Regions from separate parts of the Homo sapiens genome. Here region 2 is linked to region 1. Evidence: read pairs that join two places in POLR2A ChIA-PET (ENCODE). Cell type or tissue: OCI-LY7. All regions are shown on one strand. Each heading gives the region's core, and the rest is flanking DNA. Links, peaks and the distances in the headings are about the cores only. Region 1 overlaps TMEM154 (transmembrane protein 154). Region 2 has its middle 49 kb from the start of MIR4453.

The links. Peaks named below come from ENCODE experiments on the same cell type or tissue, not always from the same donor. Only the 100,000 strongest peaks of a DNase experiment are listed, where the experiment ranks them.
Region 2: POLR2A ChIA-PET joins it to region 1 with 5 read pairs; 7 of 35 experiments call an interaction of 5 or more read pairs at or near these places.

Annotation. Positions count from the first base shown.
Region 1 is chr4:152,632,102-152,637,486 of GRCh38, forward strand. All of the region lies in intron 6 of TMEM154 (transmembrane protein 154), which reads right to left. Among named protein-coding and RNA genes, the nearest start is that of TMEM154, 45 kb to the right of the region's middle. In OCI-LY7, for the core only: no CTCF peak of the experiment used is centred there; no DNase peak of the experiment used is centred there; H3K27ac peaks cover 491 bases.
Region 2 is chr4:152,582,459-152,587,843 of GRCh38, forward strand. No RefSeq gene overlaps it. Among named protein-coding and RNA genes, the nearest start is that of MIR4453, 49 kb to the left of the region's middle. In OCI-LY7, for the core only: no CTCF peak of the experiment used is centred there; a DNase peak (open chromatin) is centred at 2,663; H3K4me3 peaks cover 485 bases.

The sequences.
Region 1 (5,385 bases), core at 309-5,308:
CGGCCAAATCTATCCTTTTCAAATATGATTTCTGACTTGTGTGTCATGCTTTCAAACTCGTTCCCTCCTTAAAGCTATATAATATTTTTCTATATTTTTTCTGGCTTTTTTTCTTTCTTTTTAACACTCAAACTCACCTGGAGTATATTTTAGTATAAAGCATGAGGTTGAGCTCTAAATTTCCCCCCAAATGTTAGTCAGTTGTCCCAAGACTATTTATTAAATAATGCACTTGCTATGAAATGTTAATTCTAGTTTGATTCCAAGTGTACACTGTTTTAATTGTTGATCAAGCATGACACGCTCCCTGTGAAGTCCCCACCCTTATTCCATCTTACAATTTCACTTTTTCCTTCTTTTAGAATTATCCTGGCTATTTGTAACCAGTTATTCTTCCAGATGAAATGTGCATAGGGATTTTTAAGATGACTGGGTTGAATTTAAGATGACCATTTTTACATGGTTGAGTCTTTCATCAGGAACACAGTATACCTCTCCATTCGTTTAAGTCTTTTATGTCCCACAATAAGAATCTGAACATTTTATATTATCACCTGCATTTTTTCAGTTAAGTTTATCCCTGGGTAGTTTACGTTTGTGCCATTTTTATGATATTACCAATGTTGGTGTGTGCTAACGAGTGGCTTTTTTAGCATAGTAGATAAGAGCCCTGGGTCAGTTGTCCTGAGTCTGAATCAGGGTTCACTTTCTTGCTATGTGACATTAGGCAAATTAACCTTTCTTAGCCGGAGTTTCTTATCTCATCTCACCTGCAAAACATACATAACATACCATGAGCTTTATTGTTTTGTAAACAATAAATGAGAAAATGCAGGTGAAATACCATACTCCAGGCCTGACACACAGACACATGAATGAATGTTAGTAATCCTTATTTTGCAGGTTTTACATAAGTAGCCAGTGTTTGTTGGTAAAACACTAGCATGAATATTGTTTCAAATATCCAAAGGCTTTCAGCAACCATGTTCCAAAACAAACTTTAAATTTCTAAGGAGAAGCATTTTGAAGGCTCACTGTGGGACACTGTCCATCAACAAGAACTTGTTTAACTTAAAGCACCAAAGAGGAAAAGAAGCTCAAGCTATGGTGCCCACTGCCACAGCTCTGTGGACCGTGAGCAACGGACAAAGCTCTGCTACTAGTTGCCTCGCCTGTGGGACATCAGGCCACTCCCAGAGTGTAGCAGCTCTTACTGGTGCTGGGATGGACATCAGGCATGTCAGTAAAGCAGCAAGCTGGGACCTGGCCTGCCACTTGTGCCTGGAGGCATTCTCTCCCAAATGCTCCTTCCTTTATTTAGTTAGATATGTTTCCTGCTGTCTTTTTGGCTATTTATTTTCTCTGTGGAATCATCAAATAAACCTAGACATTTTTAATTCTGAAAAGTCCTAGAGTTCTCTGTTAAAAAGATCTTAGCAAACTGTCACAGAATTGCAACACATCAAATAAGTGATCCCTTTTCAAACCTTTAGTTTGAAAGCAGTTTTGGTAACTTAACTATGATGGTAACATTAGCAAGCAATTTTTCTAGGAATGTTAGACAGATATTTTAAGAATGTGGGCCAAGTGTGGTGGCAAATGCCTGTAATCCTAGCAACTTGGGAGGCCAGGGCACTTGAGCCTCAAGGACCACTTGAGCCCATGAGTTCGAGACCAGCCTGGGGAACATAGTGAGACACTGTCTCTACAAAAAATTCAAAAATTAGCTGGGCATGGTGGCTCGTGTCAGTAGTCCCAGCTATTAAAAGTAATGGCAAAAACTGCAATTACTTTTGCACCAACCTTATACCTTATGTTTGGGTGGCTGAGGTGGGAGGGTTGCCTGAGACTGAGAAGGTTGAGGCTGTAGTGAGCTGAGATCACACCACTGCACTCTAGTCGTCTGGGCAAGAGAGTGAGACCCCATCTCAAAAAAAAAAAAAAAAAAAAAAAAAAGAAAGTGGAACACCTTTCCCAAAATCCTGTATAGTAACAGGCTGACAAATAAAACCAAATTTAATTGATTAGAAAGCATCATTGTATTGTTTTCTTTAAGAAGGCATGTAATGGGCATGCTACCAGTTAAATAAGGACTGATGCAACTGTAATACCTTGTTTCATAATTGCCCCTTTGTTGCAGTCAGGATTAGATAAGTCATCTTTGTTCTCCTGACCAGTCTATCTTGTAACAATCCCTCTTTATGACCACAGCTCATGTACTCTGTCTCCAAAGATGGCAATAAACCTATGTTAAAACTTTCTTGTGTTATGATGCTCTCTAACTCATTTTTGTGGGGAGTGCAGAGTTCAGTTTAGCATAAAGTCACATAACAATTAGATCAGGCTCCCTTTCTCTTCAATAGAATGTCCTTTCTCCTTCCTGCAAGAGGCCTGGTCTCAGGTGGAATGATTGAGGTAATGCATCTGGCTAACATCAGAGGCAAGCCTAGTCATGCACATAGATCATGCCCGTGTTGTGGATATAATCTGGGCCACTATTCAAGCAATGCTGTGGTTTTTAAAAGTAAGTACATCTTCTCTCATCCAACACATACATGCACACACACACGTGCGCACGTGCATCTGTGTTTTAATAATATTATTTGAGGTTATCATCCTGCAGGATTATAAACTGTTACTTTGTATCCCTCATAATATCAAGCTCAGATTTGAGAGAATCTGACACTTAATACTTGAATTACAGATGATCCCTGACTTACAGTGGTTAACTTACAATTTTTTTGACTTTACAATGGAGCAAAATTGATATGTATTCACTACACTCCTTGACTTATGATGGGGCTATCTCTAGATAAACATTATAATTTGAAAATATCATGCATTTTTGACTTCAGATTTTTTTACTTACAATGTGTCTCTCTGGACCTAACCCCACTGTAAGTCAAGAAGGATCTATATACGTTTAAATGACTTTGAGGGACTAAAGAAGAAAAGAGGAAAGCAGCCTCTGCACAAAGAAAAAAATTAGAAGTGGTCACAAAGATTTAACTGAGCAGACAGGCCAAAAAAAGCTCGCATAAAACTGCTGTTTTCTTGCAATTAATGGTTAAGTGTTGTCAATGACTGTGCTGAGTGACAGACACACCATTCACCGAGTACTTTCCTGTATTAGCCTCATGGTGGCTGGCTTTCTTGCTGCTGAGTGTTCTTCTTTTTCTAATCTATAATTTGTCTTTTAATTTATGAAATATCTCTTATTTTAACAAAATAATAAAAGAGAATGAAAATACATTTTTAAAAGAAACTTTTCTCTAGATTGAGCTTTATCAGCTACGAACCTGCCATGTGAACTTGAACAAGCCACTTAACCTCTCTGAGTTCTAAGTTTACTCAAATTATTTTATTTTTAACTGGTTGTTTTGACATGATGTAGACAGTGTCAGGCACATATTAAGTGCTCAATAAATGTCTTTTGAAAACCTACATCAAAAATTATACTTTCTCAAAAAATGACAAAGAGAAGGGATGAAACAGGAAGAAATCCACAAAATTCTCTATTAAACTAACCTAAATTTTTCCTGAAAAATAGTGAAGCAACTCCTTTTTATAATGACATCGAGCTCAGAAACATAAACTATAGAATAAACAGTAGAATTATTATAAGAACAGATATACTGTCACTCTCTCTTAGTTAATTTCTTAGGCACTAGCATATAGAAAATGTGATGTAAATGTCTTACTATTGCTGTAATTATTACTGTATTTTCAAAATTATAAATCCACTTGAGCAGAACCACATCTAATTCTTTCCCTAATCTTTCCCTATGTTGCTGCTTAATGTAAAATCATCCCTGTGGTCAAGAGATATAAGAGGAAAGAAGACAGGCATTTGGCTAATATTTGCGATTCCTTGTCTGTGGTTATTCATCTGAGATTGCAGAGACAGAAACACGAAGCTTTCAGGAAACCGTCTAACTACAAATGCCTCCAGAAGAAGGAAGAGGCTGGCTAGATTGGAAGAGTCATGATAAAAGGGACTTTTTCTTGTTTGCACCACTATCTAGTGGCATTTGGGAGGGTGTTGTGAGTGTGGGGTTAGGCAATAAGGGAGTGTGTTTTCTACACAGAAGTTAAAACAATAATAAAACCAACCAAAAGGATCTGTTTTCTGTCGTTACCATGTGTTGGCAATGCTTAACCAGATCAGGGATGAAATTCTCTTCAACTTGAGGGCAGACCCCTCCTAGCACCCTCCTCCCACTGACACTTTGCCCCTGGGCAGTGCCAGGCACATAGCAGGTATGAATCACGGAAAAGATGCTAAGATGGAAAATAAGAATATGAAACACTCCCCTCCCCCATGATTCCTTTGTTGCTTTTCCTATTGATTTCTTTCAAACATGAAAACCATAGTGTCCACTTCTCATAGTATTTTGTACATCTCTGGTCCTTATTAAAATCCTGTGCTGTCTTTCGGATTCCATAGCTCAGGAAGAATATCCATTCAATGAGGACAGAGGAAAGTAATGAACAAGACTGGCCAATGAGACAAGGATAAAGTTCTGAAAGGCCTGAGATTACAGACCCTAACAAGACAAGCTTGAAGAGTTGAAGTCTTTGCACACAATGTGGTATATTCAGTGTAGGATGGTTATCAGATTGACTCCCTTTTCCCAGAAGCATGGTGGTCGTAGGTTCTATGGACTTAATAGATAACAGAGGTTCTATGTCAGGCATGTCTTTCTAGCATCAAGGAAAGTGGAACCCTGTAAATGAATTCCAGAAGGCTTTGTTTATCAGGAGAAAGGAGAAGTGTGTCTTCCACTAAATTCAATTTTTAATGACTGTTACATACTTTCTGAAGCATTAAATTCACCTGTATACTACTTCAATGACAGAGGAAGAATCATGCACAAGGTAAAAGCCAATGGAAAACTTTGGGTGATAATGGTGTGTCAATGTAGGTTGATTGATTGTGATAAATGTAGAACTCTGATGGGGGACGTTGATAATGGGGGAGGCTGTGCATGTGTGAGGGCAGAGGGTATATGGGAACTCTGTATTTTCTGCTCAATTTTGCTGTAAACCTAAAACTGCCCTAAAAATAATCTTTTAAAATCCCAGTGTGGGAGGGGGAAGAACAATTGCCACTGCATAAGAATAATTAGTTTCACTTGCGTGGTGCTTTAAAACTTAGCTACTGCCGGGTGCGGTGTCTCACGCCTGTAATCCCAGCGCTTTGGGAGGCTGAGGTGGATGGATCACCTGAGGTCAGGAGTTCAAGGCCAGCCTGACCAATGTGGTGAAACCCCATTTCTATTAAAAATACAAAATTAGCCAGGCGTGGTGGTGGGTACCTGTAATCCCAGCTACTTGGGAGGCTGAGGCAGGAGAACTGCTTGAACCCAGGAGGCAGAGGCTGCA
Region 2 (5,385 bases), core at 64-5,063, 50 kb before region 1:
CAGACTTGTGCTGTCAGGGAGATTTTACTTGTAAACTAAACTTTATACACAATTGAACCAAACAGAGCATTTACAACCACAGTGAATTCACAATAGCAAAGATATGGAATCAAGCTAAATGCCCATCAAGGGTGGAGTAGATAAAGAAAATTTGGTACATATACACCATGGAATACTACGCAGCCAGAAAAGAGAACAAGATCATATCCTTTGCAGCAACATGGATGGAGCTGGAGATCATTAACCTAAGTGAATCAATGCAGGAAGAGAAAACCAAATACTACATGTTCTCACCTGCCAGTGGAAGTTAAACACTGAGTGCACATGGACACAAAGAAAGGAACAATAGACACTGGAATCTACTTGAGGATGGAGGGTGAGAGGAGGGTGAGGATCGAACAACTACCTGTTGGGTGCTATGCTTATGACTTGGGAGATGAAAAAATCTGTACACCAAACCCCTGTGACACCAAAGTTACCTATATAACAAACCTGTATATGTACCCCGAATGTAAACAAAAGTTGGAAAGAACAAACAAACATAATAAATAAAACCACAGTGCCTTTCACTTTCTCCCTGGCTTTCATATGGCATCAGCTTTGACCACTCCATTACAGTTTCTCCTCTTGCGATGAGAGACGATCCCTCTCCACCTTCTCCAGACACTCTCCTGCCTGCTTTCCCGACCTCACGTTCCCCTGGCGCCCTTCCTGCTTCTTCAGCCATTCCTTCTCAGGCTCTTTTCCGGCTTCTCCTCCACAACATGGTCTTTAAATGTTGGGATTTTCCAGGCTCCAATCCAGGGCCCTCATTTATTCTCTCACAATATCCTCTCCCTAGGGCAGTTCATCTATTCTCCTCATTTTAATTACTTCCCCACCCTCCTCTCTAGGCTCATATACCCCACATATTCACACTACCCCTACTTATCAAACTGCCTACCTGCCATTTCCCTTGTTTTACTGAAGGTGGAAGATGCTGGTGGAAATAATCACAGAAGCATCATAGAGAAAGGCCATCTTTAAGAATTCAGAACTTTCCTCTGCCAGTGTTTATGGGAAGAGATAATGTCAATAACTGTTAAACAAGGCTGCTCTTGTTGAATTATCAGCAAAAATAAAGAAGTCATTTGATCTGACAAAATGAGTGACAAAAGGGGTATATCATCATGAAACGGGTTCTGATAAAATGTTCAAACATCTGGGATTCTCTCAGAGTTGGATATCCCTTCCTGGTTTATGAAAAATGCATTTTTAGAAAATACCTGGCTTGAATTCCTTCCATTTTGTTAATTTGGTAGGCAGTTCAAAATATCAAATAGTGTGAATTAGCCAGTCTATTCAAATGTTTCAGAAGGGAAGGAGTGTGCAGTAAGTGACATTATAGAACTAGAAAGCAAGATAATTTTATAATATTCCTTTAGATGTTTATTACTTTATTTAACTATACAAAACGTATGCAAATTCTTTATTATCTACCATAATGGCAAAGATGAACAGACATTTTTTTTTTTTTTGAGCCAAAATCTCACTCTGTCGCCCAGGCTTAAGTTCAGTGGCACAATCTCAGCTCACTGCAACTTCCACCTCTCAGGTTCCAGCAATTCTCCTGCCTCAGCCTCCTGAGTAGCTGGGATTACAGGTGTGTGCCACCATGCCCAGCTAATTTTTGTATTTGTAGTAGAGATGGGATTCCACCATGTTGGCCAGGCTGGTCTTGAACTCCTGGCCTCAGGTGATCCACCCACCTGGGCCTCCCAAAGTGCTGGGATTACAGGCGTGAGCCACTGTGCCTGGCCTAGAAGTATGTATTGATTTAAGTAATTACATGTGTATCTTTGGCTGCAGCATTATGTATAAGGGTTCTCTAGAGGGACAGAATTAATAGAATAGATGTATATATGAAGGGGAGTTTATTAAGGAGTATTGACTCACACGATCACAAGGTGAAGTCCCACAATAGACCATCTGCAAGCTGAGGAGTAAGGAAGCCAGTCTGAATCCCAAAACCTCACTGTAGGGATACCAACAGTGCAACCTTCAGTCTGTGGCCGAAGGCCCGAGAGCCCCGGCAAACCACTGGTCTAAGTCCAAGAGTCCAAAAGCTGAAGAACTTGGAGTCTGATGTTCAAGGGCAGGAAGCACCCAGTACAGAAGAAAGATGAAAGCCGGAAGACTCAGTAAGTCAACCTCTCCCACCTTCTTCTGCCTGCTTTATTCTAGCAGTGCTGGCAGCTAATTGGATGGTGCCCACCCACATTGAGGGTGGGTCTGCCTCTCCCAGTCTACTGACTCAAATGTTAATCTCCTTTGGCAACATCCTCACAGACATAACCAGGAACAATACTTTGCATCCTCAATCCGATCAAGGTGACACTTAGTATTAACCATCACACATTGTATCAGCATGTTTCAATTGATCAAAAAGGAAATAGCTCAAATATATAATCAGGTCTAAGGAGATCTGGGCTGAGTGACCAGGCAGGCCCTCCCAGAGGCCCTCAGTTTTTCTTTTAAATGGAATAATCCCCACATCAGAAGTGGCATTTTTGCCTGAGTGTGTGGGGTGGTGGGGAGACAGGGACTTGTTAAGATGCAAAGTTACCAACCCAAGGGAGCAAATATGCCCGTATTAGAAACAGAAACTGAGGAGAGCCGACACTGAGAAGGGTTGAATAGCAAAACCAGGGTGTTTATATCAGCCATGACTTCCGGGCAAGATAGGAGATTTTTTTTAAGATTGTACTAAAACTAGATGTTATAAACATCCTCTCTACTTCTATGAGAGCTTGTGGGGACAGCTCAACACAGAGCAAAGGATCAACTGAGAGAGAAAGAAAGAATTTCCTGGGTAACAGGCGGCCGCTGCAGGCACTTGCTGCGTGTGTATTGACAGAGGGAACACTTGCCTTCTGCTCCACACTCATACATATCTGGCTTACGACAGAAACACAGTTGACAAAGTTTCTGTTCTTAAAGGGAGTGCTTTGGGCAACTGCAGATGGGGAAAGAAAATTAACGAAGAGCCTTCATGCAAGGAAATGACCATTTTGGTGGTGACAGGCATGGATGAAGAACAGCATGGAGCCTAGAAGAGGATTCTGAATGAAAAATGTCTAGGGAAAGTAGACCCTGAGAGCCCAGCACAGACACAGTGACCCCTGTGAAATCTGGCTAAGAATCAAATTAAATCCTCAGTGAGGAGAGATTAAAGGTTAACACCGGAACTGCTCTATACATTTTTTATATTTTTAGTAGATATACATTTTGATTGGGTTAACTATTTGGTTAACTCTATATTGTTAGTTGTCAGAGTATGGATTCAATCAGTCTGAACTTATTTTTGAGCTGTATATAAAGCTCTGAGTTAAAAAAAATTTGGAGGCTTTGTTAAAGAAAGAAAGCTGTCCTTCATGAACCCCACTGCCAACTGCAATCCAGACTCCAGAGTGGACAGACCACCCTAGAGAGTGGTAAAACCAGGTAAGCAGCACCTCTTCAGGAACAGGGATGTGAGGAGGTTTATTCCTGCCTGCTCATACTTGTTTTACTTCATGCTTATAAGAATTGAGGTTAATGAACGTGACAGCTTCTGATTGTACAGTGAGAGGTTGAAGAAATAAGGAAAAGGACTAATAGAAGGTTCTTACTTTACCATCTGCCATAGTTTGGATGTTTGTCCGCTCTGGATCTCAAGTTGAAATGTGATCCCCAGTGCTGAAGGTGGGCCTAGAGGGAAGTTTTTGGAGCATGGGGGAGGATCCCTCATGAATGTCTTGGTGTCCTCCTCACAGTAATAAGTGAGTTCCTGCAAGATCTGATTGTTAAAGAGTCTAGGGTCCCTCCTACTTATTGCCTCCTTTTGCCATGTGATATTGTTAAAGAGTCTAGGGTCCCTCCTACTTTTTGCCTCCTTTTGCCATGTGATGTTGTTAAAGAGTCTGGGGTCCCTCCTACTTCTTACCTTCTTTTGCCATGTGACACACCTGCTCCCCCTTCACCTTCCACCATGAGTGGAAGCTTCCTGAGGCCCTCACCAGAAGCAATGCTGGTACCATGCTTGTACAGACTGCTGAACCAGAGCCAAATAAAACTCTTTTCTTTACAAATTACCCAGCCTCAGGTATACGTTTACAGCAATGCAAAATGGACTAACAGAACATTCGTACTGAGGAATGGGGTGTTGCTGTAAAGACATATGAAGATGTGGAAGCAGCTTTGAAACTGGGTAATGGGCAGAGGCTGGAAAACTTCTGAGGGCTCAGAAGAAGACAGGAAAGTTTGGAACTTCTTAGAGACTAGTTAAATGATTGTGACCAAAATACTGATAGAAACACGGACAATGAAAGCCAGGCTGAGCAGGTCTCAGATGGAAATGAGGAAGTTATTGGGAAACGGAGCAAAGGTCACCCTTGTTACACCCTAGCAAAGAACTTGGCTGCATTGTGCCTATGTTCTAGGGCTCTGTGGAAGGTTGAACTTGAGAGTGATGACCTAGGGTATCTGGTGCAGGAAATTTCTCAGCAGCAAAACATTGAACATGCTGAGTGGCTGCTTCTAACAACCTACCATCAGATATGGGAGCAAAGAAATGACTTAAAGTTGGAATTTATGTTTAAAAGGGAAGCAGAGCATAATGTTTGGAAAAATCACAACCTGGCCATATAGTGGAGAAGGAAAAAGCATTTCAGGACAGAAATACAAGTAGGGTAAGGAGCAACCACTTGCTAGAGAGATTTGCATGATTAAAAGGGAGTCAAGTGCTTATAGCCAAGAGGCCTAGAAGGCATTTCGGAAATCTCTGAGGTAGTCCCTCCCATCACAGACCTGGAGGCCTAGGAGGAAAGAATGGCTCCAGGGGCCAGGTCCATGGTCCCTTGCCCTGTGCAACCTTGGGACACTGCTCCCCCCATCCCCACTGGGGCTCAAACGATCCCAGGCACAGCTTGGGCTGTTACTTTGAAGAGTGCAAGTCACTGTAAGACTTGGCAACTTCCATGCAGTGTTAAGCCAGCAGGTGCACAGAATGTAACAGTGAAGGAGGCTCGGCAGTTTCTACCTAGATTTCAGAGCATATATGGGAAAGCCTGAGTGCCCAAGCAGAAGCCTGCCATAGGGGCAGAGCCTCCCAGAGAGACTCTACTTCCTGTTGCTCCTTTTTGCCATGTGATGCACCTGCTCCCCCTTTGCCTTCTGCCATGAGGCTCTTGCCACAAGCAATACTGGCTCCATGCTTTTACAGCCTGCAGAACTGTAAGCCAAATACTTTTTTCTTTATCAATTGCCCAGCCTCAGGTATTCCTTTATGGCAATGCAAAATGCACTAACACATCATCTTTTTGACTTTTGTCTTTCACCTTTTCAAAGTATAGATGGTCCTCAATT